Linked DNA regions of Homo sapiens: region 1 is linked to region 2. The links are chromatin contacts, found by Hi-C or POLR2A ChIA-PET in ENCODE. All regions are on one chromosome and are shown on one strand. The core of a region is the stretch at or near the end of the contact, and the rest is flanking DNA. Distances in the headings are between cores, read along the strand shown.

Evidence for each region. Hi-C counts contacts between places; a loop is a spot of excess contacts on that map. ChIA-PET counts read pairs that join two places held with the same protein, here RNA polymerase II (POLR2A). Pooled maps may share reads with other maps.
Region 1: a map with no recorded cell type shows a loop between it and region 2 (10-fold over the local background). The contact joins two enhancer-like sites. A Hi-C loop is called at or near these places in 2 of 37 single-sample maps with no recorded cell type and 2 of 50 pooled maps. POLR2A ChIA-PET finds 5 or more read pairs at or near these places in 2 of 52 experiments (HEK293 and activated T-cell).

Annotation. Positions count from the first base shown.
Region 1 is chr1:236,118,798-236,122,944 of GRCh38, reverse strand. No RefSeq gene overlaps it. Among named protein-coding and RNA genes, the nearest start is that of GPR137B, 22 kb to the left of the region's middle. RefSeq lists an enhancer at 2,148-2,267. Within about 2 kb of position 2,209, at least 3 of the 41 ENCODE cell types and tissues checked have a DNase peak (open chromatin) inside an H3K27ac peak, as active enhancers do.
Region 2 is chr1:235,951,823-235,956,174 of GRCh38, reverse strand. All of the region lies in intron 2 of LINC02768 (long intergenic non-protein coding RNA 2768), which reads left to right. It overlaps LOC105373215 (a long non-coding RNA gene), which reads right to left. Exons shown (of 5, transcript XR_002958490.2): 4 at 1,143-1,302. Among named protein-coding and RNA genes, the nearest start is that of LINC02768, 19 kb to the left of the region's middle. Within about 2 kb of position 1,339, at least 9 of the 41 ENCODE cell types and tissues checked have a DNase peak (open chromatin) inside an H3K27ac peak, as active enhancers do.

The DNA.
Region 1 (4,147 bases), core at 960-3,459, 170 kb before region 2:
GAGCCGAGATAGGGCCACTGCACTCCAGCCTGGGCAACAGAGCAAGACTCCATCTCAGAAAATAAAGTAAAATAAAATAAAAAAAAAAAATAAACTCTGGAATGCTATGAATAAAACCAATAGTAATGGTTAAGGGTGGGACCTGGGGAGGTGTGGACAGAGGAGCAAGGGAACGTTGTCACTGTATGCATTTTGTATATTTTTATTTTTTTGAGTTGTTTATCTACTTGGCCTGTTCACAAAAATTATGTTGAGAGGGACAGAGAGACAGAGTGTTTGTCAGACATGAGCCCCTCCTCAAGGGGCTTATAACTAGTCACGTTGGCATTAGGCCTTGGCTTTAACAACACAGCAAGGCTAAAATGATTTCACTTTCTCCAGGCAAGAGCCTATGAGAGTAAATGGGACTAGAACCATGATCCTTACTTTGCAAGTAAAGAACTGAGGTCAAGAGAGAGCATGTGGATACGACCCCATGGTGAGTCGGGGTTCACGCCTGAACACAGGGAAAAGTCCCTGATTCATCATTTGAAACCCTCTTCACTGCGTATGTGGTTGGCCCTTTGAGAAGTTGATGGAAGTTTCTGTTAAAGTCATTCAAAGAATATGTTTTGAGTCAAAATGCCCATGGTCCCTGGCCTCTTGGGGTTCACATTTTAGTGGAGAAAATAAGGTAGATACTCAAATGAGCCTATGAGTACACGTTGTAGTAAGTCCGATGAAGAGGAAAAAGAGATGCTACGAGGAGGAATAGCCAGGGACAACACTTGGGCTTGGGTGGTCAGGGGAAGCTCTGGCTCATTGACATTCAGCTGAGATCCACCGAGCTACGAGAGGGCTGTTGAGGTGTGGACAGGACTGTAAAAGGGAAGGGTCATTCCTTGAGCCCAAAGCCTGTGGTCTTCTAATACAATGTCATTCGTGGGTTCCCTGTTGGCTCATCAGCTACCAAGCTTGGTACCAGGCAATTTGGGATAGGATGAAAACAAAGTCGAAAACATGCTCTTTGACCCCAAAAAACTTACCTCCTAATTGGAGAAGTGAAAATAACCCAGAAACAACCACAGAGTGCTTTAGAGAGTCATGGGATATGGCCGGGCATGGTGGCTCACGCCTGTAATCCCAGCATTTTGGGAGGCTGAGGCGGGTGGATCACCTGAGGTCAGGAGTTCAAGACCACCCTGGGCAACATGGTGAAACCCCATCTCTACTAATAATACAAAAATTAGCTGGGCATGGTGGCGCGTGCCTGTAATCCCAGCTACTCGGGAGGCTGAGGCAGGAGAATCGCTTGAACCCGGGAGGCAGAGGCTGTGGTGAGCCGAGGTCGTGCCGCTGCACTCCAGCCTGGGCAACAACAGCAAACTCCATCTCCAAAACAACAACAACAAAAAAGAGTCTTGGGTTAGGGGAGGAAAGAAGGAGAGATGCAACCAGGTGTGATTGATTTAGCAGGTGGAAAAGTGGGGAAGGCCTACCAGGCAGAGAATCGAGGTGGGTAGACTAGTCTCGTGGAGACAGACCATGGTCCTGGAGTCATTGATGTTGAATCCCAGCTCCTCCGTGTGCCCGCTGGGTGACACTGGGCAAGTTATTTTTTCTGTCCAAACTTCAGTCTTCTAATCTGGAAATCAAGTTATGTTTTCTACTTCTTATGTGGCTGCAAACATTAAATGAAGTAAGATGAATGTAGGATTTTGGAGAACGAAATGCCTGTGGCCCACAGCTGCCTACGATGTAGGGGTGGCACATCTCCCGGGGGGCGAAGCTGGGTGAATTTCCAGTGTCAGCTGCAACCACCAGCTCAGCCTCCTGCTTAGTAACCATCTTTACGACTACAGACAGCAGTCCTCATCTCTGCCCCCTAATTAGCAGTCCTAACTAAGTGATAGGTGGGTTTGGTGGAAACCACACACAACTACCGAGGAAACCAGCTGGGTTTGTCAAAGGAAACCAATCTCCCTGTCCCTCTCCGTGCCCCTCTCTGTTCCCCTCTCCCTCCCCACTTCTCTTCCCTTTCCTTCTCTGCAGTGACCTAGGATCTCACTCAGTACAGCCGGCTTTCAAAGAACTCTAGGCAGAATCGCTCTCTCCTCGATGAGTCAAATCTAAGGCCATTTATCTCAACCCGTAACGTGAAAATAGTGAAAATCAAGAGTGAAACAGAAGTTGTTTCCTCTCGAGAATCAAGAGTGAAACGAAAGTTATATTTCCTCTAGAGAATCAAGAGTGAAATGGAAGTTGTTTCCTCTAGAGAAGCCCCTTGAATAACTTGGACATTTCTATCAGCAACCGTCTTCTAGAATCAGGTCACAATCAAGGGTGAGGGGAGAAGTCTGTGATTCCCAGCACCATGAGAGGATGCAGCCACCACTTTGATACCTTGGAAAATGTGGATCAGTTTAATCTGAAAAATGTTGAACAATCTTCAAACACAGATGTCCCCACTTTCTGGATTTTCGGGTTGAAAGAGATGGAAAATACTCCTTTGTTTTACACCTGAAGGCTGCTGGGCCTTCTGAGATCTGCTAGTCAGCGGCAGATGTAGAAAAAACCAGGACTCAAGTTTTCTGATGCAGAGATGTCTTTCAGCCGCACCGCTCTGCCTGTGTCTCGGTCTGGTGTGGGCTCATCTAAAGCAGCAAGCTCTCGTAGACTGTGATCCGGAGGCGGGAAGCATCCCCCTCTCCACCCTCCTTAAAATGCCTCCCCCTAAGAAGTCTTTCTACTCCAGTCCAGGATTACAACACTTACTTTATTTCCTTTATTTTCTTAGGACCATGCAGAGACTGCGTACATTTCCTCTAAGGCTTTGTCACCCCGTGAGGTCCCTCAGTAGAAAGGATGTTTACATAGTGGGAAGGGTCAGAACTTTCCAAGACCTGATGTCCAGTCCTTACTCTGCCCCTTACTGATTTTCACTCCATCGAGACAATGATCTCTTTTCTAGAGCAGCGCACATTTATTTATTCATTGTCCAAATATAAGGTACACTAAGCACTGAGACATAAAGAGGACAAGCAAGACCTCCCCGACGCCCCTACCCCTGCTTCCAGGACCTTGCTCTGTTGTGGAGACAGATGGGCACACGGGCAACTACATCATATGTTCTAGGATAAAGCGACCATGTATGCAGAGACAGGGAGGCATGAGGCAGCCTGGGCTTCCAGCACTGGGACTGCAGACGGTTCTACTGCAGACTGTAAAGGGGTGGAGTGGGATGGGGATATTGTTAGAGGTCACCAGGGGCCAGATGACAAGGGACATCCTATATCTAACTAAAGAGGTTAGATGTTATCATGTCAGCTCAGGCCGCCCTTGTAGACTTGAGGGCAGGATCACACTTTCCTGGTAGAAAGATCGTAGTTGTCTAATTAGCAAGGCCAGAGGCAGGCAAACCAGGCAAGTGCTTATTGAAACGTTGCAGGGAGTGAGGATGAGTTCCTGAGGCAGGAGAAGGAGAAGCCTGAAGAAAAGAACCTGCTTGAGTCCAGGAGTTCGAGACCAGCCTGGGCAACATAGCGAGACCCTGTCTCTATCTAAAAAATAAAATAAAATAAAAAGGGGAGACTAATTTAAAAACATGAAAAGAGGCCGGGTGGTAGCTCACGCCTGTAATCCCAGCTACTTGAGAGGCTGAGGCAGGAAAATCGCTTGAGCCAGGGAGGTGGAGGTTGCAGTGAGCCGAGATCACGCCATTGCACTCCAGCCTGGGTGACAGAGCGAGACTCCGTCTCAAAACATAAAAACATGAAAAGGGGCCAGGCACAGTGGCTTACGCCTGTAATCCCAGCACTTTGGGAGGCCGAGGCCCGCAGATCAACTGAGGTCAGGAGTTCAAGGCCAGCCTGGCCAATGTGGTGAAACCCCATCTCTTACTAAAAATACAAAAATTTAGCCTGGCGGGTTGGTGAGCGCTTGTAATCCCAGCTACTCGGGAGACTGAGGCAGGAGAATTACTTGAACCAGGGAGGTGGAGGTTGCAGTGAGCCGAGACCTACCCCTTACTGATTTTCACTCCATTGAGACAATGATCTCTTTTCTAGAGCAGCGCACATTTATTTATTCATTGTCCAAATATAAGGTACACTAAGCACTGAGACATAAAGAGGACAAGCAAGACCTCCCCCACGCCCCCGACCTCTGC
Region 2 (4,352 bases), core at 90-2,589:
TAAGGTGGCTGACAGCGCCCCAGCTATCTCTAGTTTAGGGCACTTCACTGGCATAACTGGTTGTCTTAAAAAAGAGAAGAGAGATTGATTGCAAACAAAAGAGAGATTGGATTCTCTATAGTGACCTGGAAATATGTTCAAGATACAGACGTAAGTGAGTAAGGAAGTCACAGAACTGTGTATATTTTATGGCCTATTTTTATACAAACAAAGACTTATGTGTATTTGCACTTAGGGAAGGCCTGGAAGACGATCCAAGAAATTCTTAACAGTGACTCTCTCCAGGGAGGATAACAGTGATCATGGTCAGATTAATGAGGACTTTGACTTTTCATCTTACATTATTGTCTATAGTCATTAGGATATTTTACTATAAGCAGCTGGACGTGGTGGCTCATGCCTGTAATCCCAGCACTTTGGGAGGTTGAGGTGGGAGGATCATTTGAGCCCAGGAATTTGAGAATAGCCTGGGCAACATAGTGAGACCCTGTCTCTACAAAAAATCTAAAAATTAGCAAGGCGTGGTGGCTTACACCTGTAGTCCTAGCTACTAAGGAGGCTGAGGTAAGAGGATGGTTTAATCAGAGGCTGAGGTGGGAGAATGACTTGAGCCCAGGAGTTTGAGTCTGCAGCAAGCTATGATTGTGCCACTGCACTGGGTGCAAAAAAAAAATTAGAAAAAAAAAATATATATATATGACTATAAACATGCATTTCCCCCTTACGCAGGAGTATCCAATCTTTTGGCTTCCCTCGGCCACATCAGAAGAAGAATTGTCTTGGGCCACATATAAAATACACTAACGCTAACGATACTGATGTATTGCAAAACAATCTTATAATATTTTAAGAAAGTTTACGAATTTGCACTGGGCCACATCCAAAGTCATCCTGGGTCACATGTGGCCTGCAGGCTATGGGTTAGACAAGCTTGCATTGAAAGAATCGAGTTGGGTGGTAATGGGGTAAGATTTTCCCATATTGCCAATTGTAGAACCTCGAAAATGGGAAGTTGTCTGGTTCCGCTTCACAACCGTAGTGACTGTGGAGTAACAGCCTTCTGAGAATGCACCTTGCAGGAATGAGAGCAGAGGAGGAAGTTGCACACAAGCACATGCACATATGCACCTGAGGGAACACACCTGTATCTGTCATTCCCCAGGGCTGAGTGGAGCTGCTGCCCGAAGACTAGGCTGCCAGCTGTTCCTCTGGGGTGCGTAGGCCACTTACCCCATCTCCAGAGCCACTCACCCATGGCTGCTGCGGGCCTTGCAGCAGTTCCTGTTTGGGGATGAAGGTAGCCTGTGAAAGTGACAAAGAGGAAGCTGTGGCTGCAACAGTGAGAGCATGGTGTGGGGGGGCCCCCTGCCCTTTGCCCTCTAGTAATGGGATTCTCCTGGGCACCTGTGCAAATGGCTCAGCAGGAGACGGAACGCTCCCTAGTGGAGACCATGGAGTAGGTGAGATCTTCATACTGATTCTCCTTCTCCCTTCTCCTGTTATTGCCCCTTACCCAACAACCTTCCCCGTCCCCTCCACACCCCACCCTTCCCTCCACTGGGGTGCTTGTTTTTGAGTTGGAGTCTCGCTCTGTTACCCAGGCTGGAGTGCAGTGGCATGATCATAGCTTACTGCAGCCTTGAATTCCTGGGCTCAAACAATCCTCCAACCTCATTCCCTTGAGTCACTGGGACTACAGACACAGGCCACTATGCCTCTGTTTTTTTTTTTTTTTTCTTCTAACTTTTGTAGAGACAGGGTCTCCCTATGTTGCCCACACTGGAGATTGGGGCATTTTCACACTGCATTGAAATGACCACCTCCCAAACTGGCCTGTGAGTGTTTTGAAGGTAGGGACTCTTCTCACTGATCTTTGCTTTCCTGATACCTAGAATCATACTGGGTACATAGCAGGCACCTCATAAATATTGGTTGGATGAATAGAAGGATGGAGCTAAAGCAATGAAAGCTGACATATTTCCACCCAAAACAAATGTTCCTCCATTCCAAACTCTCTCCCATTGCCTAGATGTGGCCTCACATCTCAGTCTGCTTTCCAGTGAGTATATTCCTCTGCACACACACAAGCACACCGTGGGAGACACCGGTGTTGTCCTCACTGGTCCTCCTAAACATCCAAATGCATAGCAGCCTGTGAGAACAAGACAAGCCACAGGCCAGGAGAAAATATTTGCAAAACACATGTCTGATGACTGATGTCCAAAATATGCCAAGAACTCTTATACTCAACCATAAGAAAAGAGATGGCCTAATTAGAAAATGAGCAAAAGATCTGAACAGATACTTCACCAAAAAAGATATACAGATGGCAAGTAAGCATAGGTAAAGAGGCTTAACATCAAATGTCATTCAGAAATTATGAATTAAGTCAACAGTGAGATACAACTGCACACTTATTAGAACAGCTCAAATTCAAAACACTGAGAATGTCAAACATACTGAGAAACCAAGAACCCTGAGAACATGCTGGTGAGGATGGGAGCCACAGAAACTCTCATTCATTGCTGATGGGAATGCAACGTGGTGCAGCCACTTCGGAGCACAGTGTGATCATTTCTTGCAAAGCTAAATACAGTCTTGCCATAAGATCCAGCAATCATGCTCCTTGGTATTTACTCAAATGAGTTAAAAACTTACAACTACACAAAAAACTGCACACAGATGTTTATAGCAGCTTTATTCATAATTACCAAAACCTGGAGACAATCAAGATGTCTTTAAGCAGGCGAATGGATAAACAAACTATGGAACACCCAGACAACGGCATGTTATTCAGGGCTAAGACGAAATGAGCTATTGAGCTCTGAGAAGACATGGAAGAAACTTACATGCATATTACTAAGTGAAAGAAGCCAATCTGAAAGGCTACATATTATGTAATTCCACTCTATGACACTGGAAAAGGCAAAACAATAGAGACAGTTAAAAAAAAATCTGTGGTTTTGGGGTAAGGTGGGGTGGGGAAGGGATGACTAGTGGAGCAGAGGGGATTTCTCGGGCAGTGAAACTATCCTGTGTGATACTACAATGATGGCTACATGCCATGATACATTTGTCTAAACCCATAGACTGTGTAACACCAAGGGGAAGCCCTAATGTAAACTTTGGACATTAGTTAGTAATAATGTATCAATATGGGCTCATTGATTTGAAAATGTATACCACACAAATGCAAGATAATAATAGAGGCTAAGGAGTGTATGGAGAACTCTCTCTACTTCCTGCTTGATTTTTTCTGTCAGCACAAAATAGTTCAAAAAATAAAGTCTAGGCTGGGTGCAGTGGCTCATGCCTGTAATCCTAGCACTTTGGGAGGCCAAGGCGGGCAGATCACCTGAGGTCAGGAGTTCAAGACCAGCCTGGCCAACATGGTGAAACCCCACCTCTACTAAAATACAAAAATTAGCCAGGCATGATGGCAGGTGCCTGTAATCCCAGCTACTTGGAAGGCTGAGGCAGGAGAATCGCTTGAACCCAGGAGACAGCAGTTGCAGGAAGCCGAGATCATGCCACTGCACTCCAGTCTGGGTGGCTGAGCAAGACTCCGTCTCAAAATAAATAGGTTGGGCGCAGTGGCTCACGCCGGTAATCCCAGCACTTTGGGAGGCCGAGGCGGGCAGTTCACGAGGTCAGGAGATCCAGACCATCCTGGCTAACACAGTGAAAACCCATCTCTACTAAACATACAAAAAATTACCCGGGCGTGGAGGCGGGCACCTGTAGTCCCAGCTACTCGGGAGGCTGAGGCAGAAGAATGGCGTGAACCCAGGAGGCGGAGCTTGCAATGAGCCGAGATCGCACCATGGCACTCCAGCCTGGGTGACAGAGCAAGACTCTGTCTCAATAAATACATACATACATACATACATACATACATACATACATACATACATACAGTCTGTTACAGAGAGAGAGTGGGCAGCCCCTGCCACCTTATTATTTGGCCTATAAACACATCAGGATATTCGCAATAACACGTTGCTGCTGGGATCATTAGCATCAAATATTTGCACATCAAGGGTCTTCTGTGTGCCCTGGGACACCCAGGGGCGAGAGCAGAGAGGTGCAGCAGGTCAGTCTGGTGGGACCTTCATTTCCAACCCACTCTCTTCAGTCTGGTCAGCTCAGGGTCTGCTCCTGGCCCTGTCGTTGCCCCTGACAAGGAGGCTATAGGAACACCATGGACTTTCCAGTCCCATTGTAAAGCACTTGAATCTCTTAGCAAATCAGGTGGCTGTTTACAGCAGCTCCTGCTTCCCCCTGAATACGTCTCCTTCACCTTCTCTGGGGCTTTCCAGCCCTGCTCTTGGTGAGGAAGCTCTGGGAAGAGA